2 separate regions of the Homo sapiens genome follow, and region 1 is linked to region 2. Evidence: chromatin loops called from intact Hi-C (ENCODE). Cell type or tissue: gastrocnemius medialis. All regions are shown on one strand. Links, peaks and the distances in the headings refer to the core of each region. The heading gives the core; the rest is flanking DNA. Region 1 has its middle 120 kb from the start of PDE4D-AS1. Region 2 overlaps PDE4D (phosphodiesterase 4D).

Evidence for each region. Hi-C counts contacts between places; a loop is a spot of excess contacts. Peaks named below come from ENCODE experiments on the same cell type or tissue, not always from the same donor. Only the 100,000 strongest peaks of a DNase experiment are listed, where the experiment ranks them.
Region 1: it touches region 2 in a loop (2.2-fold over the local background); 4 of 110 quality-filtered maps call a loop at or near these places.

Annotation. Positions count from the first base shown.
Region 1 is chr5:58,913,872-58,930,843 of GRCh38, forward strand. No RefSeq gene overlaps it. Among named protein-coding and RNA genes, the nearest start is that of PDE4D-AS1, 120 kb to the right of the region's middle. In gastrocnemius medialis, for the core only: a CTCF peak has its summit at 9,309; DNase peaks (open chromatin) are centred at 6,982, 8,670, 9,210 and 12,182; H3K4me3 peaks cover 482 bases; H3K27ac peaks cover 4,952 bases.
Region 2 is chr5:59,003,021-59,011,020 of GRCh38, forward strand. All of the region lies in intron 6 of PDE4D (phosphodiesterase 4D), which reads right to left. Among named protein-coding and RNA genes, the nearest start is that of PDE4D-AS1, 33 kb to the right of the region's middle. RefSeq lists an enhancer at 1-787. In gastrocnemius medialis, for the core only: a CTCF peak has its summit at 4,642 (motif pointing left); a DNase peak (open chromatin) is centred at 3,080; H3K27ac peaks cover 6,462 bases.

The DNA of each region.
Region 1 (16,972 bases), core at 4,403-12,402, 85 kb before region 2:
TTGATGTCTCATGCCTCTCTAAAATATATAAAACCAAGCTGCACCCACCTTGGCACATGTTCTCAGGACCTCCCGAGGGCTGTGTCACAGGCCATGGTCACTCATATTTGGCTCAGAATAAATCTCTTCAAATATTCTACAGAGTTTGAATCTTTTCATCGATACATGTTAAATAAATATTATATGCTGTTTTGTGCTACGAGTCTGCTTTCTGTTTATTTTTGGCAAACTCTGAGTGGACAAATACATAGCTTTCCCTCTGCCTTTACAGCTGCCTCCACTGAAAATTTCTAAGTTCTCAAAGAAAACAATACCATCTCAAAAGCCACTTTCAGAGACAAGAGTATATACAGAGTTGGATTCTATTTCTAATATTAGGTAAGGTACAGTGCCAAAAAGACTTTACCCCAGTGAATATAAGTTTACAGGTCTTGGAGTCTGGAAAATTGTCATTCCTGACCAGCATCCTAACAAAACTAAAATCAAAAAGTCTGGTTGGGTGCGGTGGCTCCCTAGCACCTTGGGAGGCTGAGGAGGGTGGATTGCTTGAGCTCAGGAGTTTGAGGCCAGCCTGGGCAACATGATAAAACCCCATCTCTACTAAAATGCAAAAAATTATCTGGGCGTGGTGGTGCACACCTGTAATATTAGCTACCCAGGAGGCTGAGGTGGGAGAATCACTTGAACCTGGGAGGCAGAGGTTGCAGTGATGTGGGCTGACCACAGAGTTCTTCTCCAATTCTCCAGATTGTAAGGCTTATATAGGAAAGCTTCCCACAATGATTGATTTGTCTAATCTCAATTTGTTCAGAATCTATATATTTGGAGATCCCACAGAGATCTCAACCAGAATGAGCAAAGAAGACATTCCATTTCAATTTTATAAGGCCTTGTGGAGGAACTGATATCTGTGCCTTGAAGCCTAGAGAATACAAATACTGGGATTTTCAGGTTGAGACAATGGCGTGAACAAAGGCAGAAAAGAATTGGATGCATACAACCCCAGCAATATGTGATCTGCTTCGGGGCCAGAACGAGGGTGAAGCAAGTAAAGTGCATAGCGTGCAATTTTTTAAATTATTATTCTTATTATTATTATTTTGAGATGGAGTCTCACTCTGTCACCCAGGCTGGAGTACAGTGGTGCAATCTTGGCTCACTGCAAACTCTGCTTCCCGGGTTCAACCGATTCTCCTGCCTCAGCCTCCCAAGTAGCTGGGATTATAGGTGCACACCACCACGCAGGCTAATTTTTGTATTTTTAGTAGAGATGGGGTTTCACCATGTTGGCCAGGCTGGTCTCAAACTCCTGACCTCAGCTGATCTACCCGCCTCAAACTCCCAAAGGGCTGGGATTACAGGTGTGAGCCACAATGCCCCGCTGGGTGCAAAATTTAAGGAGACACTCTCAAGGTTGTGCAAGTGCAGCTCTGCATTTGCATACCCTGAGAGTGAGCATCCATTTTTTTGTGCCCTGTGTTCCCTATTTGTTACACCATAATCCTGGCCCTATTCACATACTCAGTGTGTGAAAGGAAATAGGGGGCAGATTGTGGGGACCTACAATCTCAGGCTGTGGGTTTCTGATTTTATTGGAAAAATCATGAATTCAAAGTACTTTATGACAAAGGTGGTTAAACACTGATTTGCATTAACTATTTGTGGTGAGAGACAGGACTAGCTGGATTTCCTAGGCTGACTAAGAATCCCTAAGCCTAGCTGGGAAGGTGACCGCTTCCACCTTTAAACACAGGGCTTGCAACTTAGCTCACACCGGACCAATCAGGTAGTAAAGAGGGCTCACTAAAATGCTAATTAGTCAAAAACAGGAGGTAAAGAAATAACCAATCATCTATTGCCTGAGAGCACAGCGGGAGTGACAAGGATGGGGATATAAACCCAGGCATTTGAGCCAGCAATGGCAACCCCCTTTGGGTCCCCTCCCTTTGTATGGGAACTCTGTTTTCACTCTATTTCACTCTATTAAATCTTGCAACTGCACTCTTCTGGTCCGTGTTTGTTACAGCTCGAGCTGAGCTTTCGCTCGCTGTCCACCACTGCTGCCGGCCGCAGTCGCAGACCCGCCGCTGACTTCTATCCCTCTGGATCTGGCAGGGTGTCTGCTGTGCTCCTGATCCAGCAAGGCACCCATTGCCACTCCTGATTGGGCTAAAGGCTTGCCACAGTTCCTGCACAGCTAAGTGCCCAGGTTCATCCTAATTGAGCTGAACACTAGTCACTGGGTTCCATGGTTCTCTTCCGTGACCCATGGCTTCTAATAGAGCTATAACACTCACCACATGGCCCAAGATTCCATTCCTTGGAATCTGTGAGGCCAAGAACCCCAGGGCAGAGAACACGAGGCTTGCCACCATCTTGGAAGCAGCCACCACCATCTTGGGAGCTCTGGGAGCAAGGACCCCCCAGTAGCAGTGGTAGGCTTATAAAGACCTCTAAAGATATCCAGGTCTTAATCCCTGGAATTTGTGAATGATACCTTATATGGTAACAGAGTCTTTGTAGTTGTGATTAAATTAAAGATTTTGAGATAAGGGGATTAGCCTGGATCATTAAGGTGGGCACTAAATGTAATCACAAACATCCTTATAAGACAAAGGCAGGTGGTGAGTTGAGCACAGAAGAGCATGTGATGGAAACAGAGTCAGAGAGAAGGTGTTACAGCACTGGCTTTAAAGATGGAGGGAACAGCCATGAGCCAATGAATGCAAGGAATGTAGCTCTCCATGCTGAGAAAGGCTAGGAAACAAATTCCCCCCAGACTCTCTAAAAGGAGCACAAAGCTGCTCACACCTTGATTTCAACCCAGTGAAACCCATTTGGACTTCTGACTTCTAGAACTGTAGAAGAATAAAAGTATGTTGTTTTAAGCCACCAAGTCTGTGGTTAATTTGTTACCTTGTAATAGGAAACTAATGCACTATTAAAATAAAGTTGGCATACAATACATTGGATCTCTAAATATAGTAAAGCCAAAAGGAGCAAAGGGGCTGCACTGGAGAGGAAGGAGTGAGATAGAGAAAGAGAGTAGCTAAGGCGCTGAATATAGAATAATAATAATAATAAAGCCCTTGAATTCAGAAACAAAAGACAGGAGACTGAAATTCACAAGTAACAGACAGCATCCACAATAGTCACAACTGGAAGTCTCATAGTAGTGAAGATACAAAAGCCCAGCAGAAAAAAAGGGTGAATGGAAAATACGTGAGAAGTATTCAAACTCAGAGTGAGAAGTTTACATCCAAGGTTGTGTTAACTGTATTCCTACTGTTTCATTAATTTATTTATACACAGCCTTTTCTCTAAAGATTGAAATGGAAGAAAGTGGCCCAATCTTTTTATTTTCTTCTCCCTGTTCCTAGACATATAAATGTGAAACAGAAAAATAACACAGAAAGAGAGTGTAGAAAAACCCTTTTTGCTAAAGGTAGTGGAGCCGAACAGTAAGTCAGAAGGCTTCTTTGTGCAGAACAACTTGGCCCCAAAGGTAAGTACAAGGAATGGACTCACTAGACATAGTGTTGCTGATATAATGAATTGCTTCAAGAAAAAGGATCAAATATTAAGAGTTCCAAATACAATTCATGCACTCAAAATTAATGAAATAAAACTTTTTTTAAAAAGCAATTTCTGACTTTGGACTCCACATGATAGTGCCAAAGGGACCTCAAATGGAAGCAACCTGACAGGCTGGTACCAAAAATAGAGTAGTTGTTGCCAAGTGCTGCTTCCATGGGATCCTGGACTTTCACATAGACCTTCTCTTTATATGTCCTTCAACCTTGGAAATCACCATCGCTCTCATGAAGGGGAGATTCCTTTTCCTTCTTTGCTTCTTTTGCAACAGGAAGGCAATCCAATTAGATGGGATCATCCAAGCACTGTAACTAGACATTTCTCTTAATAGACTAAAAAACCTAAAACATTTGCCATTCTGTCAAACCAGAATCAGTTACTTGCATGTGTCACAGTAACAGATTTTAACATATGAGTTTGCCAGTGAAGAAAAAGAGAGAGTAAAATATTACTCTCTATTTTTAATTTATCAACAATTTGTTTGGTTGGTGAGGGCGAGGCAGTTATATTTCCTTATAAATCATGCTTAGGTGCTTCTATTGAGTGAGGGACATAGCTAAAGGAAATTTGTTTGGGCAAAGCATTTCCTCTTCCATTTTGCTGAAGTGATACTTTCTGTTAAAGTCAACTTTCTTCAAAAAGACTTCATTGTTTGCCTTGGCTCCTCTGGCTATAGTGACCATATAACTTCTTGTCAAACTGAGATGTTGGATGTGAAAGGGGGCAATGGGTGTAAACCAAGACTTCCAGATAAACCTGGTTCCCATACGTATGACATTTCCTCAATGATCTTGCTGTGTTTATGGCTTGTTTTACGAGTATCATGCACTGTTAATTATCCTTTCAAGTGTAAGTTCTGAGTCAAGCTTTTTTTTTTTTTTTTTGATTGAAAAGAACTGAAACAACTTAAATAAGGTTAATCTAAAAAACAAAGGGGGAAGGAGATTTATTTAAAGGCTGGAGGCAATCCCATGGAATCCAAGAAGAGAGAACACAAGTCTCATGAGACCCTTGCAGAGCCAGAGACAGGGGAAGCATTGGAAACCAAGGGCATTCACCAGTGTGTGGTCTGTGTATTCTCTCTACTTCTCTGCTTGAGTCTTTTCTTTCTCTGAAACCACAAATGAGGGAATTTGTGAGAAACTGTGGAGTGCAAAACTTCTGGGTACACAATAGTGCTTCCTTAGGAGATGTTTCATGCAGACGGCCATGTGGTATCCTAACTCTTCAACCCTTCATAGTCACTTATGAAAGAGGCTTGTGTTTTTATTACTGACTTCTGTTTTAATATAGAGTTTCTTAACCAAATTTCTTTTTTCCAGGGGGGCATTTGGAAATGTGTATGAGGTGGGAGGAAGAGACATCACAGAGACATACTTTTAGGGGCCTGTGGGCCCCCAAGCATGGAAATAAAGAAAAGTCTTGGATTTCTTCAAGGGAAATTCCTGGCACATAGCAATCTTTGAGAAGCAAATAAGCAACTCAATAAACAAGAAAGTAATAGAGCTTAAAACAATAACCAAGGAAGTTAGAGTAAGGAGATGTTTGGTTCCCCTATGGAAACTAAAGGTAACATCTTAACATATGTCTCTGAGTTGTTTTTCAGAAACCCAGACCCCCACCAAACAAATCGGCTGGCATGTAGACCTCAGGTAACAGGGAACTAAAGACTAAGCTCTGACCATCATTCTTGGTTCTAAATTTCTTGCTGAGGGGCCTGGAGGGAATCACCCCCTGAGCTGGTTAACTTTCTATTCTGCGGACCCCAAATTTTTAAACAAAGCTTCTCTTCTTTAACCAATTGCAAATTAGAAAATCTTTGAATCTACCTATGACTTGTAAACCCCTGCTTCAAAGTATCTTGCCATTCTATGCCAAAACCAATGCATAACCTCCATGTATTGATTTACAATTTTGCCTGTTACTTCTACTTTCTTGAAATTTATCTCTGCCTTTAAAAAGCCTTACCTGAAAGCCACTGGGGAGGTCAGGATTTGAGCACTGGCTTCCTGGTCCTCCTTGCTTGGTGCCCTGCAATCAAGTGCCTTCCTTTCTGTCACTGCAAATGTGGAGACCTGGTTCTACAGCACTGGGGCAAGCGAGCCTCAGTTCGGTTCTATAATGGGGACAGACATGCTAGTCATTCTTCATTGCAAGGGACAACCCTATACAATGAATTGCCCAATCCCACCCTTCACTCCCAATGCCAGTAGGGTTCTCACTGAGAGATGCTTAGACACAGCATGCCACCTGCAGGAGCCTAGGTGGCTAATTGAAATTTTTAAGTCACTGGATTGAAATGAAGCATAGTGCTCTGGTGTTCAGATTCTATAATCAGGGTGTGATGACAGAGAAGTACCTGGTCCTGGATGGGAAAATAAAAACTATATCAGAAGAGTGATTTCTGCTTTTGTGTGCCTTCATACACTAGCTAAGCCAGACGTCAATAAGAAACATTTGTGGTTCTGGCCACACTGACTGTAAGCCACGGTAACAAAACCTGGCATAATAATGCTGAAATAGACATCACTTACACACACTCGGGACATGCTGACCTTCTTCATAAAGCAAATGTTAAAACTCCCCAGACTAAGGTGAGTGCCCTGTGTATGCTGACAAGGCGCTGGGTGTTAAAAATAACCTATTTTGATCCCTGGGATAGTTCAACCAATCTTATCAAAGGATTTTTCAAATGTCAGACTCTTTCATCACCCGATTTTCATTGACTCCCTGACCTGCTATTTCCCACACTGATTTTTAGGGGCTATTTGGACTATAAACCACAAAGCATTGAACTCCAAAATATAGACAGCTGAACTGGCTCTGTTCGGGAGTCTGTAATTATTTCCAAGATGAGATTTTGGGCTTTTCATGTCATAGATCCTTGACCTGGGGAGCTACTAAGCTAGAGCCCAAATGGGAACTTGAAGCCCCACTCTTAGCATTTCTCCCCTACCCCTAGGCACACCACTGCCTTCCTCTCCTTTGTTATGGATGGATGGGTGGGTGGAAACTTGGCTCGCCACCCCACCCTCCCTCCCTCATTCCCAGCTGATCCCTTGGAGAATAGTTCAAGCTGTTCATATCTAGTATCAGGAGACAAGGAGTAGGTTTACATTGACATCTTCCAGTGTTATCTGATAGCTTTCCTGAATGATGGAGGAACAAGAAATCCTAAAGTGCAAAAATAAAACTCATCAGCATCATCAAACTTCACAGCAGAATAGCCTCTCATCCCTCTTCATTATTAATGAAGTCAAAAGAGAGTCTGGAGCTTTGATCCAGGAAACATCAAGGGTAAATGTGGTAAACCAGCCTTGCCTCTCAGGCTCAGGGTTGACGTCTTTCATGGCAAGCAGCTCATTGCTGAGCATCTGGCCTGTGAGCCAGGTGCATGTAGGTTTGCTGTGCATGCAGGTAGAGACTGGGCACCGGCCTGGCATAAAAGGATGGCAGGTCACTGGCACACTTTTCCTGGCAGAATTTAAGGCAAGAAAACAGATCTGGACTATCATAGAATTTTCTGGAATGTAATTGTTAATGTCTTACTCCTTCCAACCAGATGAGCACTTTTATTTTCCTGGAACACTGAATTCAACTGTGTTTATCTTTATCCTCAAGAACTCTGTCATTTGACAGCAACTGCTGTTAAATTTACTCAGTTTATTGAACAGTTGGGATCTTTTGGCCTGTTTATAGATGTGATTATTGAGAATAAAGAGCATGGTGGGTATTCAAATTTATTTCAGCTGAAGTCGTGTCTTGTTTTTAGCTTTTCATTCTTTTACTCTGAGTCAGACATCAGTAAAGTTTTTTTTTTCTTGCTTCAATTCAAAATGTCTAATGTTAAAAGAACAATGTGTGAAGTGTCAAGTCCATAAAAGGAAATCTGGTGGTGGCTGCTGAACTGGCTCATTATGTGATAGCTAGCACTAGAGTTAAAGCTAGACCACTTCTCCAAGATATAAACATACATTTATATGCATAGACTTGTTCTGAACATGTCATCCCTAGCCAGAGATGACCCTCCCAGGCCCTCCCTGTGGATCCTATGTCTTCCCTGCCCTGATGATGGGCTGGTTGAGTGCACCCTTTCCTTTACCCTGCTCTGCTGCCTTTGCTCCCATGATAAAAAGGTAAAGGGTCCAGAAGTGGAATCCTGAAGGACAGAATCCAGAAAATCACTTTATTTATTTATTTTTTATTTATTTTTGTTTTTTCCACTGGGTGATATTTTTAATTTTACTACATAAACTCATATATCACTTAACAATATGGATACATTCTGAGAAATGCAATGTTAGGCAATTTCATCATTGTGTGAACATCATAGAGTGCACCCACACAAACCTATACGGTGTAGCCTACTACACACAGAGGCTACATGGTCTAAACTATTGCTCCTAAGCCAAAAACCTATACAACATGTTACTGTACTGAACACTGCAGGCAGTTGTAACCCAGTGGTAAGTATTTGTGTATCTAAATACATCTTAAGGTAGAAAAGATACAGTAAAAATATTGTATTATAATCTTTTATCATACCATCATATGTACAGCCCATTTTTGACCAAAATGTCATTATGCAGTAAATGACTATATATGCTTCCAGTCTCAGGGGAGGTCCACAATCTAAGTTAGTTCTGTGAATTGCCCTTTAAAACCAGGAGATCACTTTAAAGGAGTCCAGGGAATCAGCTAGGAGACAATTATTGAAAATCAGTTTTTACCTATTTTGCTGTTTTATCACAAAATATTTTCCTGCCACCCATTTTGCCACCTTTTTAAAGATTTTGGGGAAAACCGTTTTTCAAGACTTTTTTGTTGGATTTTTCTTTTGAGACAAACGATAATGAGAGAGCAAAAAGGCTCAGATTGACTTCAATTTTGTCTACATCTTAGCACAAACTGTGAGAGCTGAGTAAAAGCAAGGTTTTGCTGAAGACAGGCAGAGGGTTCTAGAAGGAGGTGTGTGTGGCAAGGCACCCTGACACACTTTGCCTCACCACAGTTCTACCCTGGGCTAGCCCCCCTGATGTCCTTGTTGTTGGCCCTCTCAGTGTTCTTCCTGCGTCAAAGGAGTACCCGGGCAGCTGCCACCAGGGAGTGGAGCAGTGGCAGCTGGGACTAGGCGGAAGTCCAACTGCTTCTGGCTGCCAATACTCCAGGCCCTGCCCGCCTACGAGGAAGTCAAGGGCAGACCCTCTCCATTTCCTCCCCAGCCCCACCGATGTCCCAGGGATGACCTTGTGGAATGGTCCCCCGGCAGAAACACATTGATGTCAAATCCTCCCTTGAAGTCCACCTCAGGCCATACATTCCATGAGACTCTTCCAGGCCAAACCCGTGAGGTGTGGACAGAGGAAACTTAAGCAGAGGAAGTTGGCACTCAATTGCAAATCTGGCTGCCTGCGAGGAGATTTATAACCAGAGAATTCACTGCCTTTGTGGTGCTTTTAGAAAACAGTCCCTGGCTTGACTGAGGGAGAGAAACTTTTGTGGAAAATGCCTGTCGTTCATGTTCCTGGCAGATCTGCAAGTATTTCTACGGCGCAAATGTAGCTCTGATTGCTCACTCAACAAACACGGACGGAACCTTTGTCAGGACGCTGGCTGCAGTGTGTGCCAGTTGGCAGATAGGGCTCAGAAAAACAGCAAGAGGTAATTCTCCCTTCTGAGCAGCAGAGGAGTGAGGACATGGGCTGGCTCCAACACCTTCTAATCCCAACCCAACGATGCACCACCCCCACTCCCCGCCCACCTTAAGGATGAAATTATTTCCCTCTTATCTATCACACCATAATGATATCCCTCATACCTGGGAAGCGTTAAGCTAAATTGATTCCAAATGTTGTGTGTTGAATCCTATCCCCCAAAGATACGTGCTTCTTTTCTGTTTTGTTTTTTTTAATATTGAAGTTCACATTTTTTTTTATGGAGATGGGGTCCTCTTATGTTGCCCAGGTTGGACTCAAACTCCTGGCTTCAAGCAACTCTCCCATCTCAGCCTCCAAAAGTGCTGGGATTACAGATGTGAGCCACTGAGCCTGCCCAAACAAAGACCAGGATTTCAAAATGTGACCTTGTATTTGGAAATATGGTTGTTTCAGATGTAATTAGTTAAGACGAGGTCATCCTGGAGTAGAATGGGCCATTAATCTAATATGACTGAGTGTCCTTATAAGAGAGAAAAATATCCTGGGAAGACATAAAGACACAGAGGGGAAAATGGCCATGTGTTAGGTGAAGGCAGAGATTGGAGTGATGCATCTACAAACCAACGAATGCCAGGAGGGCCAAGAACTGCTAAAAGCTAGAAAGAAGTAAGGAGGTATTCTCCTCTAGAACCTCCGAGAGAGCACGGTCCTGCCAACACCTTGGCTGCCAACACACTTCTCGACTTCAGAACTCAGAGAGAATAAATTTAGGTTGTTTTAAGCCACCCAGGTTTTTGTACTTTGTTACGGCAGCCCTAAGAAATTAATTTACCAACCAACAATGGCTTGATCATTGTCACCCTAAGCTGGCAAAAGTGCAGAAGAGAACTGGTAGCAATCCCAGTTAAATTTCCCATCAGGAGCACCCAGCAAACAACATGTACCAAAAAAAAAAAAAAAAAAAAAAAAAAGCTTTTTGGTTTTCTAGCTAAGTAGGCTTCTTCTTCACTGGGCCTTAGGGGATTTGTAATCCTTTTTTCCTCTCAAACAGACTAAAAGTATTCATAGTTGTCACCTAGTCCAGTAACAAATGTACAGTAACAAATGTAGTAACTCCTTGAGCCTTTTCCCTGTGATTTAGACTTGTTGGACAAGAAAACAGTCCTTGGGGGTAAAAACTCAATAATCTCTATTTGGTTTCAAAAGGAGAATTTCTAATCATCCCAAAGAAAAAAACCTGGTTAGGCTTAAGGGCCTGGGAAACTCACCACATCACCCTTGGGCTTTATTCATCCACTTCTCGTTAAAGTTTGGGGCTGAATCAACATAACCTTAGCTTTTAGTCACTTCAGTGAACTACCAAAGAGACCTTGAGTTGTCTACAAAGAACGTCGAGTTGGCATCACTTTGGAGATTAAATGAAGGGGAAAATTGACTGAAGAGGGTGGCAGGGTAGAGACTGTGTAATCTAGGCATGATGAAGTCGCTACTTAAGCCAGGACAGGATGACAAAGTTTAAGGGAACAGAGCCGTTTGCAGAGAAACAACTCTACCATAAGGAGAAAAAGGCTCTAAACATTGTGGCAAAATTCTGGATTTGGCAAGGGAATATTTAAGGGAATTTGCCTTGTCTCATTCAGAGAAGAGAGAGTTTGTTTGATTGATTTAAAAACATCTAGATACCAAGAAATATTCCAGGCATCTTATAAAATTAAACATTATGTAAAAATGGGACAACTAAGGTTAAAGAACAGAAAAGAGATTATATAAAAGAGACAAAGGAGTAGGTGCTACCAGGCTCCTGCATAAAAGGAACTGTTACAACTGGAAACGAAAGCAAAAAAAGAAGTCATCATTAGTTTTCACTGTATACACATACAAACTCATTTAAAGACAAACTTTTTCCTGAAAGTGAGCTATGGAAGTTTTTATCACATTAATCTATGAAGATTCCTTATGAAAATACGGTTTTATATATATACACACACACATACATATATACACACATACAGACATATATATTTCTCTAGGTGTATATGTAAGTTTACATACATATGTATATATATGCACATATAAACACATATATAAAATTTTACTACAACTTACTGTGCTGAAATGAGATTCAGTTTAAAGTTCATGAATGGATTCCCTGATTTCTGTGATTGTTATCCTATCCTTAAGAAACACAAGGCAGGGCTGGGCACAGTGGCTCATGTCTGTAATTCCAATACATTGAGAAGCCGAGGTGGGCAGATTGCTTGAGCTCAGGAGTTCAAGACCAGCCTGGGCAAGAGAATGAGATCCCATCTCTACAAAAAATACCAAAACAAATTATCCAGGCGTAGTGGCATGCATCTGTGGTCCCAGCTACTCAGGAGGCTGAGGTAGGAGGCTGACCTGAGCCCTGGAGATGGAGGCTGCAGTGATGCAGTGAGAAGATCACTCCACTGCCCTCCATCCTGGGTGACAGAGCCAGACTTTGTCTCAAAAAAAAAGAAAAGAAAAGAAACACAAGGCATGTGATAAGGAGCCAGATAAAACATAGGCATGATTTTACTGGCAAATATATTCTCCCTTACCCATTCTCAAGTGTTTGAGCCAGAGAAGCAGCTATGGGTGGTAATTGAAAGACAATCAGTCCTATGGTCTTACACAGCAAGAAACAAAGATGATACCTTTAATCCTCCTGGGGTGTAATTATCCCATGAAAACCCCAGCCAAGTAGGGAAGTCTCCTTGCTATTATTAGATTTCTTTCAGTTTAGGATGTAAGTACATGCAGAAAGTCATTCACTGAAAATTACTGGTTTCCCTATCAGTATGTTTGAAATCTGAGCTCGGTGGTGATTAATTTGGTCCTTGAGCTAGGTGAAGCTCCACTTTGGCTCTCCCTTAGTGCAAAGCCTGATTCTGAATGAACTGGCACACGGCCCCTTATTCTACTTTTGTGTGTGTTCCCAGAAAACAGCAGGACTGTTCTTTTGGACTGCTGAGAGTTCTCTGAGTTCAAGACTTTGTTCCACTGACTATTTTTTCCTTCAGCAATTTCAAAGGTTCTCAGTGAAATTTGTTTTTTAATGTCATAACCATTGTGAATGCTGTCCAATTACCTGGTCAAAAGAAAGCCCTCTCATCACGCCACTCGATTTCACATGTTTCCCCCCAGGCTCTGTGGGATGTTGTCACATTTCCCAGAATGTTTGAGCAATGGGCAAAAATGACTAACCTGCAGGTCCAAAAGGATGAATAAAATTAAAAGTGAGAGTTATATATGTAAATGAAATATGTAGAGCAGTATTAATTCTCTTTATCACTCTCTCCACACATGCACACACATATTTACTGGCCAGAAATATAGAAAACTTTCACTTTATCCGAGTAACCAACTACAAAATAAAATGGGAAAAGACCTGCAAACTGAAAAGTATCTGAGACAGATCTCCATCAATTTACAAGGTTATTTTGCCACGATTAAGGTTATGCCCAGAGGAAAAAAAATGTGGAATCAAAGAAACAGTCTGTGGTCTGTGCCTTTCTCCAAAGAAACTTATGAGGGCTTCAGTATTTAAAGGGAAAACACAGGCTTCAGGGGAAAGAGGAAGGGCAGGGTCAACCACGTGCTGCAAAGCAAAAGGAGCAGGCAGGGGAATAGTCGATTATGTATTTGTCTTGCGCCCAGTAAATCGGCACTTCACATAAGATAAGGTGAACATAGAGTAGCTACCTGTGGAAATATTTAACTCTTTCTCCGGAGCTATCTGCTTAGAGACAAAAGGAAATGCAGTTTCTTGCATGATTCAACTTTCAATTTATTATTTTTTTTCCTTTTGCCATAGTAAACTGGGGTTCTGAATTTTCATTTCCCTTTCACAGATCTATTCCATATTCAGTGAACAATGTTAACATTTGTTGGACACCTCTATAAGCCAGGCATTGGAGACACTTTATGCAAAATACCTATGGCATCCTAAGTAACTCTGCTAGGCAACCAATGAGGAAAGGGAGGCTTTGCAAGGTTAAGTAACTCCCCCAAGACTGTGAACCTACAAAACTAAAGCAAAAATGTGAACTTGCATCTGTATCATTTCACAGTTATTCTTTTATTCTCTTTCTATTTCACCATGGATATTGCCAGCAACGGGTTAAATAGAAAGTAACTCACTTCTATGATACATGTGTGTTAGTCAGTAAATTGATGATGTTCACTCCAGCCACTTCAGAATTACCTATTACATAATCATTATTGAGTCTTTTGTTCTCCTTTGCACAAGTCAAATGAAACTTACTAAATTCTTAACCCAAGTCAGTGCTTTTGGGTAAATAGTCTTCTGACTGGTGAGCCAGCTTCTTCCTCTTCTTTCTTTTTTCGTCAGAGCATGGCAGCAGCCTTAGTGCTTGCTCTACTACCAATCCCTCTGTTTTCCCTGGCTTTGTAAATGAAGATTTGGATAATTTATCAGCCCACAGAATGCTCAGCCTTGGAAAACCTTGCACCTTCATCCTCCCAATATTAGCTGTTTGTGTACCTGAACAATGGGAATTTCTCAATGACCAGCTCAGGGACCAGAAGGGAAAACAGTAGCCAAACTGACCTATGACATCAGAGGCAAACTCTGCTTCATTTTGGTGGCTTCATGAAACTATTGAGAAAATTGCCCTCCAATTTTGCCAACACCTAGAAACTCACCTACATGTAATTATCACTCCCTCACACTGCTCTCCTGTGAACTCCCATATTACCATAACCTCCCCAATCTTTCTTTCCTTCTTTCTTGTTTTTCCTTCCTTTCTTTTTACCTCCCTCTTCTTGTTTTCTCATGAACCTCAGATGCAGATAATTGTCTTAAGCCTAGGTCTCAGATTATGATACACTACTAGGAATCACACAGAAACTCTTTTTTATTTTGCGTGTTATTCTTCCTCTGCTATCCTGGTGCCCACTCTCATTCCTTCCTCCTTAGGCCCCCACCCTAATGTGTTTGATATGTGTTCCTTGAATATGCATGTTTGTGGCAGGCGCTGCTCTTTGTCCTCCTCTTTGCATAGTAATAGAATTTGTAGCTGGGCACTAGGCATGACTAAGTGACTTAATTTTGGCCAGTGGGATATGAGAAAAAATGATGTGTGGAACTTTCTGGATTGTACTTTTACAGGGCAGAAGTGTGTCCTTCCCTTCCCTTTTCCCACTTCCCACTGGCTGGGTTGTGATTGTGGTGGCAGGAGATTAAGCAGTGATAATAAAAGCCATCAGTCAACTGGGCAAAGGAAAATGATAGAAGCAGCTTGGGCCCCTGATGGTGTTGAACCACCATATGCCTCTGAAGTGCCTACTTGAGTTTTTACAGGAAAAAAAAAAAACTATCCAGCTTAACTCATTATTATTTTGTGTGCTCCTGTTGTAGCCATTGATCACATTTCCTAAATAAATACAATACCTTTGCAAAATATGTAAGGACATCCAATATGTCTGCATGTGTTTCAAATTTTAAATGGTATTGTTCTGCTTCTCAGGCTTTTCACTCAGCACTCTTTATCCCGTTACTGGGTATATACCCAAAGGATTATAAATCATGCTGCTATAAAGACACATGCACATGTATGTTTACTGCAGCACTATTCACAATAGCAAAGACTTGGAACCAACCTAAATGTCCAACAATGATAGACTGGATTAAGAAAATGTGGCACATATATACCATGGAATACTATGTAGCCATAAAAAAGGATGAGTTCATGTCCTTTGTAGGGACCTGGATGAAGCTGGAAACCATCATTCTCAGCAAACTATTGCAAGGACAAAAAACCAAACACCGCATGTTCTCACTCACAGGTGGGAACTGAACAATGAGAACACTTGGACACAGGAAGGGGAACATCACACACCGGGGCCTGTCGTGGGGTGGGGGGAGGGGGGAGGGATAGCATTAGGAGATATACCTAATGTTAAATGACGAGTTGATGGGTGCGGCACAGAAACATGGCACATGTATACATATGTAACTAACCTGCATGTTGTGCACATGTACCCTAAAGCTTAAAGTATAATAAAAATAAATAAATAAACAAATAATTTTAAAAAATCTCTTTTCTGTGTCACGCATGTCTAGTTGTTGCTTCTGACAGCTGCAGAGCAGATCATTATGTGCATCTACTACACTTTTCTTACACAATCCCCTAGTGATAGACACCTATCGCTTCCAACTTCCCTCTACCACAGAAAACACCATGCTAATATCCTTGATGATGTCCCTTATGAACTTTTAAATGAGTTTCTCTTGGGTATGTGTGCAAGAGAATTATTGCTGGTCATAGAGTATTGCCACATTTAATTCTAAGTTCTGCCAAATCACTTTTCAGAATGGTTGTACCAGACTGCACCTCTGTTGGCAATGCCTGAGAGCTCCTGTTTCTCAACATCCTTGCCTGTGCTGTGTATTATGGACGTTTCTAATTTTTGCCAATCTCAAGCGACTCATTTTTGTTTGCCGTTCTGTGATTATTTGTGTTTGTGTAACTGTTCATATACTTGTTAACCATTTGAGTTTACCCTTCTGTGAATCCCCTCTTTTCTGCCCCTTTCCCACTTCCTGGTATCCTCTTGAGATTAATTCATATTGCTTTTAGTCACTTCCATCCCTGATCTTTCAAGGCAGATATCTTTTGTACCTTATTCATAAAGACACTGTAGCCATTTGATATCAGTTCCCACATTAGTCTGCAACTCATATCCAATTCCCATGTGGATGTATACCCTCACCCCAAGCCTAGTCATGCCCCTGACATTTCCAGTGTCACTGAGCTGCCAAGTGTCCTCAGCCTACAACCACTCCACTGGTGATTCACCTCCCCTTCTCTCCATATTTTAGTCCTCAAGTCTGAATGTGGCCATAAGATGTCAACATGATTCCTTTCCTGTGTCCGTCTTTGCCTTCTCTGCAGTTAAGGAGCAGGGGGTAACAGGACAGGGTTTGAATTGTGCAGCCAGAGGCTAACACTCAAGACTTCAACATTTAGAAATGGAAACTTAAATGAAAAACTCTTACAGTCCCTCCTGATTCTAAAATGTCTGACTCTTCAGAGTACATGTGGGAACTGACAGAGCTTTTTGTTTTCGAACCAAGAGGTTTCCATTGGAATACCTTAGACAGAGTCTAAGGAAGATGTCAGCCTCTGAAAATCAGTGCAAAAAAATTTCACGCAGCTAAACAGAGGGAAATCTTTTGAGAGCAACACTGACTAACACATCAGGTAGGAAATAAAGCTGGTTTCCCTCTTAGAATAGAAAGAGGAAGAATGTACTACTACTAGAGACCCCTGAGATTGACCAGGGACATAAACGGGAGGGTCCTTTATGACATAATGGTCTCTTCACTATCACTTAGGGCCCCGATCACAGTTCACTGATTAAACCACTCTCACTCTGGCAGTCAATGCTCTCAATGTCTTAACCTTTTATTCTCATGCTACTCCTGCATAAGAAAACTCCAACCCTGGATTGGTTCAGCCGTCCTCTTTCTCTACTCCCATAGAGACATACTCCAGCTGAGTACTTCTGGCAAAGGTCATACAATGGTGCTGATTGAGACTCTTGACTAATCCACGGTCCCTGACCTTAGCTGGGTTTTCAACACTGCTTGGCAACCTTCTCATGGCAAACAGTGCTCACGTACCAGGGTGGCTCTTCAGACTTCCTCTCTCTCTTATGTTACTTTCCTCAAGTTT
Region 2 (8,000 bases), core at 1-8,000:
TTGTCATTTGTTTTTAAAATATATATGTTATATTTCCTTTCAATTGCATCACAGCACTCCATGTCTCAGGGCCAAAATGCTGTAATTGCTTCTTAGCTCATCTTCTTGCCCCTGGCTTTTCCCCTTCTAGTCTCATATTGACCTCTACTGCCAGATCAATTTTCCTCAAATCCAGCCGCAGCCTGTTACTTCAAAGCTAGTAATGCCTGCTTCATCACATCCCTCTGTAAATTCCAGACTGCCATATCTGACCTTAATCCCCAACGCCAAGCCTATTTTCAGCTGCTCTATTACATTTGCTCTGTTCCTGAAAGACTAGTACTCCTCCACCTTCACCATACAGCTGACAATCCCATCTCTGTCTTACCAAATTCTCGGCCTAAAATACCCTCCTTCTTCTACTCTGCCAACCTCAAACTGGTTTTCTCAGTCAGATTTAAATCATTCAAAGTACATCTTAGGACCAAATATTCCAGCCTTTTTCCAAATTCTAACGATTCTACATCTGCCCCTTCATTCAATATTTATTAAGCTCCTACTCTATGTCAGGCACTGCCTGAGAAAGAGAAACAAAGCTTTCTCACCTGCAGCTTATATTCCAAAACTAAGTTAATAAATACATAATACGTCATGGGGTGATAAGCACAATGGAGAGAAAGAAGGGATAAGGATTACGGATAGAGGTTGCTATAAGGTGATCATGGAAAGCCCCTCTGATGAGATGACGTATACCAGGAGATCTGAAGAAAGGAAACAAGCCATGTGGATTGCGGGGTGAGAGGTAGGGTAGAGAAGGGAAAACCAAGTGAGGAATGGCAAAAGCAAAGGCCTCGAGGCAAAACATACTTGGTGAGGCTCCCTGAAGAACAGGTGGAAGTGTCATACCACTTGTCATTTAAATGCAAATTACACTCTGCAGTCAGGCTCACTGCCTTCCCCCTCCTTTAAAAAAAAAAAAATCCATCCATCCATCAATTTTATTCTTTGACAAACTTAAGACTCAGTTACTTTTTACTTTTTATAACAAGTATTCATCCTGAAATGAAATTCCTAAATACACTTCCTTCATAATACTGTACTGAATACATATAGGCTAAATACTCCCTACATAGATTTAAAAAAAAAATCAGTATAATGGCTTATCAGTGAAATAAAGGAGAAATGAGTAATTTCTATCAAATACTACAAAATATAAATACTTGTACACAACTACATTTTAAAAAGTAGTCAAAAACTACTATAACTGATTAGCTGTGTGACCTTGGGGAAGCTATTTAAATTTCCCATACTTCAGTTTACTCACATGGAAAATGAGAATAATAGTTTCTACCTTACAGGGTTGTTGTGAGGATTAAATTAGTGCATATACATAAGGCTCTTAGAACAGTAAGTGCTATCTAAGGGTTTGCTATGATTTCTCTTATGGGGAGAATTACCACAAAAGTAACAGTAGCATGAAAATGAATACAGGGGTGTTATGTTAGAAAAATTTTCCTTTTTCCTGATATGATGAATGATTCTTTGAAAGGTTTCAAATGTAACAAAGTGCCATCTTCACAATATACACTATTGCTGCATTACTAGAAAATTTGGTGTGGATTAAAACCATGTAAAAATATTTAATACTTATACGTAAAAAGTAGTTGGGTTCTAGGCTCAGAGAATTATAAATGCATTTTGTTTTTTCACCTATGTGAATAGCTGCTGGGACTTTTTGGAAGTTGTGTGGGACACACAGCAAACCTCCCTGGTGAAAGGCTGTCCCATGTATCCCAGGACATCTAGCCTCCCTGGCCTCTGCCCACCAAGCACCAGGAGTACTCCCCAGTCACTGTCCCCTGAAATTTCCTGAATGTTCCCCAGTGTTAAGAATCACTGTTCTATTTTTTTCAACTGTCTTCAACTTTGACTCCTCATCCAGGGTGGAGGATCTTTGAGGCCAGAAAAGTATCTTATTATGTCCCTGTATTTCTCAAGGTAGTGTACTATTGCCACAAAAAGATTGTTGGCTGATGCAGATGCAAAACATCAATATTTTTATACTGATTATAGGTGACAGGAAAGGACAAGGGTTTTCACCCTCAGCAAAATCATCAAAAACATTTAAAACAGATTACATATAGTAGATAATACTCCTTGTCTTAAAACATTATGCAGAAACACACATACAGTTTCCCTTCCCTCTAAAATCTGCAGCCTCTTCTCCCTGCTGAATGTGAGTGATGGTCCCTTCATTCAACAGACTTCTATTTGGCAACTATTATGTGCCAGGCATTCTAATAGGTGCTGGATGTGAAAGGATTTAACTTATTCAAATAAGTCCCTAATTTGCTGCAATAAGGGAGATTATTTAATCATATTGAGTAAAAAGTACCAAGGAAAGTTTCCATATTTCTAGGGAATAAGAAATCTTTTCAAAAATCTCTGAGCCAAATTAAAATTCATTTCATTTTCCCTAATCTCCATTTCTAGGAGACTAGAATCTCCTTCCTATTGCCACGGTAGCTGCTATCTGCAGAGAGAATCTAGATAATTTAGAAGAGAAATTTGAATAGAGCCAGAGAGATACAATTCTTATAGTCAGACTTGGCTTCACCAAATTTAATGAAGAAACTTTAATAAGTTACAACATTTACTAGGCACCTACTATGCACAAAGAACTTTACATACCTCATTTCTAATCTTGGCAACATTCTGATAAGATAAATATTATCCCTATTTTAACATGAAAAGATGGACCTTCTTACATATTCAATAACTTGCTCCATAGGTGACAGGATTGAAATGCAAACCCAGTCCTTGCTCTTAATGGTGTATGACAGCTCATCATATAATTAGGCTGATGCAAACTCTATGATAAACAGTATGAATCTAGGAGTGGATTTGTTTATCCTCAATCTTTTTGCTAACTTTACAGTGCCTTGAATTAAAGAATCATGGTTACTATCACCATGGTCAGATCTCTGGACAGGGTGAGGAAGCAGGTGCCCACAGGCAGACAGCCCTGCCATATAGTGAGACACGCTTATGTTTGGGAGCGCTATGTGAACAACACACAGCTGCCCTCATATGCAGATGTAATGATGACGACACATTCAGACAAGGAACTGAGGTCCAGAAAAGTTCTGACAACACAACTTGAGGGACAGCGTTACAGCTAGAGCTCAGGTTTCTTATCTGTAATCCACTGCTCTCAAATGCCCAAATGATTTTATATACATATATGCAAGTGTGTTTGTTGAAATAGAAAAAATAGTTTCTTGGCCTGGTGAAGTGCCTCATGCCTGTAATCCCAACATTTTGGGAGGCCAATGCGGGAGGATTGCTTGAGGCCAGGAGGTCGAGACCAGCCTGGGCAACATAGAGAAACCACCGTCTCTACAAAAAATTTAAAAATTAGCCAGGTGTGGTGGCATGTGCTTGTAGTTCCAGATACTACTGAGGTGGGAGGTGGGAGGTGCTGAGGTGGGAGGATGGCTTGAGGCCAGGAGTTTAAGGCTGCAGTGAGCTATGATTGCACCACTGTACTCCAGCCTGGATGACAGAGCAAGACCTTGTCTCAAAAAAGAAAAAAAAAATTCCCATAATGTTCAGTTAGTTCTCTTTTTCAGACTTTTCCTAGAAATACCCCTCAGAATTTCTAGAGGCCACTTCCCTGCTATTCCTTGTTTTCTCAGTCCTTACCAGATACCCAAGCAATTAACAATCTTTTTGAACTATTTCAGTACATTTCAGGATATTTGAAATTCTGCTGATGGAGCTGAACTGCTGATACATTAACACATGCTGTCATTATTGACTTTGTAACAGAGGTCAAGAGAGAAAAGATGCATTTTTGAATAGGGAAAAACAAAACTAAATTATGGGGAAACTAAGGCTCAGAGAGGTCAAGTTGTCTTGCTCAAGGTCACAAAGCCAGTAGTAAGTAACAGGGCCAGGATTTGAACCCAGACTGTCTGGTTTCAGAGTACTCTAAATTGCCAAAAAAAGAAAACTATTTCAGGCATTATTTTATATTTAGCCTAGAGCCTACATAATAGATCCGTTAATATAATCAATTCTAAGCTGTATATTATATTACTGTGTTTGAAATATTTAAGAAATATTGTTTAAAATAAGTGTATTAGCTCTTGGACCTCTCCAACATAAGGAGTTTTCCAGGCAGTAGCACTGTTTGCAGTAGGACTTACATTATTGGAAAATATTTTATCCTATAATCAATCTACATTTATTTTACACCTTTCACCTTAAAATTAAAAGTCGTGGTAGTTATTAATCAAGAAGCAAATCTATATAACGTGGTCTCTCATATATCCAGTACTGTTCAGCTTGAACAAATGCAAATCTAATTTTTAAATGTCCCTTGAAGAATTCTGAGGCAAAGTTAAACTTCAAGTATTAAACAGAATAGCCACAGAAAACTAGTGTTTCTCAGCCTCCCTTTGCTTTCAAATGCCTTAAAAATATTTTAGAGGCAGACAATAATCTAGAATTGATTCATAACCAATATTTTACATAACAGAATGTTACATGTATTTTCATATTATAAAAACTATACTTTCTTTGATTAATGCTAGTATTCTGAAAACATCGTTAGTGCCAGTAAATCCACTAAATCTGTTTGTATTTACTGCCCTCTAGTGATAATGGCTCTACATTTGATTAAGAAAAAACTATTCCTTTCAGTAAATGAAAACATCTCTTGTAAGTTTTATGGAGATTTGAGATTAAGAGGAACTCCAGGCTGCTTTTTTAAAACCAAATAATCATCTGAACAAGCTGAGAATCGTTCTCTAAATGATCTTATTTTAATTTTTTTTTAACAAAAAAGTCTCATTTAAAATAGTAAACACCTGCAACATGTATGGAGAAAGGAAACCATTTTTGCTAAGAGGCTCCTTGAAGCTGAAATAACATGAGACTGATCTGATAGCTGTATTTATATTTCTCTTCTACATGGGCTAACTCTCTTATTAGATGTTAGCATAGTATTCTGTAATTGTTGATACAGTTTGAATTCATATATGGTAGAGACAGAGTTTTGTATAACTATTTAGTCAATTTACCTAAAACCAGCAGCAGCAGCATATCTACTACAGACTTTTGTTTCACTGAAGAATAATCATGACAATAAATGGGTGCAAAAACTTCACATAAATGAAGCCTCCACAAAAATAATCTTGTATGAAAAAGTATTGTCTCCTTATAGAGAAAATTAGGATCTCCAATTCACTTAAATTGGCCTAAATGAATACCATAATCATCATAAAATAGTTACTAATGTCCCCTCTGTACTTCGTGGTATGCTTTGTGGAAACAATTTAAACAAAGAGAATATCTGTCTCCTAAAGTAATAATAACTAGTGTAAATAGGCATGCTTCCAGAAATATATAATCTTTTACACATATCACTTTAATATGTGCATCTTAAAATAATTTTAAGTAATAAAATTTGAGCTATAAAAGAGAAATGATATTCTTTTCAACAAAGAATGCTTGAACAATTGAGCATCCACTCATAAAACAAGAAACTTCAACCTTTATCCTGCACCACACTAACATCTACTTGAAATGAATCATAGAACTAAATGTAAAATCTAAAACTAAAGAACTTCTAGAAGAAAACACAGTAGAAAGTAGTTGTGATCTTGCGTTAGGCAAAGATTTCTTAAACCACAAAAGCATGAAGCATAAAATAAAAAATGGTATACTGGACTTTACCAAATTTCTCTTTGAAAAAAACTGTTAAGAAAACAGAACAACAAGCCACAGACTTGAGAAGGGAATATGTACAAAATGCATATCAAATAAAGGACTTGTATCCAGAAATTATTTTTTAAAAAATCTTTACAACACAATAAGAGGACAATCCAGTGAAAAGATGGTCAAAAGATTTGAACAAACAAACACTTCATAAGAATCAAAAAGATCAATAAGCATGTGAAAAGATCCATGACCATCATTAGACATTAGGGAAACAAAAAGTAAAACCACAGTGAGATGCCACACTACATACTTACTAGAATGTATAAAATACAAAATACAAACAATACAAAATGCTGGCCTGGATGCAGAGCAAATTAAATTCTCATACATTGCTAGTGAGAATGCAAAATGGTATAGAAACTTTGGAAAAAGGTTTGACAGTTTCTTATAAAGTTAAAAAGTAGAGTGACCATATGACCCAGCAATCCTACTTCTAAGTATCTACCCATGAGAAATGAAAACATATGTCTATATAAAGACCTATATGAAAATGTTTATAGCAACTCTCTATAGCAGAAACCCAGAAACAGTTCAGATATCAGTCAACTGGTGAATGGGTAAACAAATTGTGTCCATAAAATGACATACTGGAAAAAAATGAAATACTAAAAAGCAATAAAATGAAACAAATTACCAATAGATGCAATAACACAAAATGTATTATAAGTGAAACTTATAATTCAACTCAAAACTCAAAAGTATTGTAAGTGAAAGAAGCCATTCACAAAAGGCTATATCTTTAATGTATTATTCATTCTGGCAAGGCAAAACCATAGGGACAATCAGCACTGGACGTGGGGTTTGGGGAATGACTATAAAAAGCAAGAGAAAACTTTTTGGGTGGTATAAATATCCTATATTATATAGTACATATATATTATAATTACACATTACCTATATATCTAGATTATGGTGGTGGTTATCCAATTGTACACATTTGTGAAAATGCATTCAACTATACCTCTAGAAAGAGTAACTCTTATGTAAATTATACCTCAAAAATCTAACTTTGAAAAATATTAGCTGATGTTATCAAATTATTTCAATTCCAGATTTGCTTAACTTTACAACTTTGCCCAAAGATAAATGCAAAACAAAAACCTCAGGCATAGTTATGTATGATAAAACACCATTTTTACCCTTTCAAAGAGCTCCACCATTATTTCCCAGAAAACAGGCATACAGTTATCCAAGGTCCACATTAGCTTTAATGATACAACATTCAGTGAATTCCCAGTTGTGAAAAGCCTTTAGGTTGGCAGGGCGCTGTGGCTCATGCCTGTAATCCTAGCACTTTAGGAGGCCGAGGCAGGCAGATTGCCTGAGCTCAGGAGTTTGAGATCAGCCTCGGCAATATGGTGAAACCCTGTCTCTACTAAAAATACAAAAAATTAGCAGGGTGTGGTGGTGCACTCATGTAATCCCAGCTACTCGGGAGGCTGAGGCAGGAGAATTGCTTGAGCCCGGGAGGCAGAAGTTGCAGTGAGCTGAGATCGCGCCACTGCACTCCAGCCGGGGTGACAGAGATTCTGTCTCCAAAAATAAAATAATAAGAGAAGCCTTTAGGTGATAAAATAATAGTCAAAGTATTCTTTTAAGTATTATTATTTTATTTTTTTTTAATTCTTTGTAATAAAAAGTTCCATAAAGTAAAATATTGTCCTTTTTTGTTTTATTTTTATTTGTATCAATTCAAGGGGACAGGTGCAGTTTGTTACCTGGACCTGATTTTTAAATAAATCAAACTCAGTTTAGTTATTTCATGGTGATCCTGGGAGACTGTTTGTCAGTCATCATCGAATAGCGAATGAGTATCCTTTGTATGCTCATTCTAGGCTGTAAGTACCATGTCAGCTGATGGAGACACAAAAATCCAATAAAGTAGGTATAGCTGGGGGAGGTTCCAAGATGGCCAAATAGGAACAGCTCCAGTCTACTGCTCCCAGCATGAGTGATGCAGAAGACGGGTGATTTCTGCATTTCCAACTGAGCTTTGAAAAGAGTAGTGGATCTCCCAGCATGAAGTTTGAGATCTGAGAATGGACACACTGCTTCCTCAAGCGGGTCCCTGACCCCCGAGTAGCCTAACTGGGAGGCACCTCCCAGTAGGGGCCAACTGACACCTCATACAGCCAGATGCCCCTCTGAGATGAAGCTTCCAGAGGAAGGATCAGGTAGCTACATTTGCCGTTCTGCAATATTTGCGGTTCGGCAGCCTCTGCTGGTGATACCCA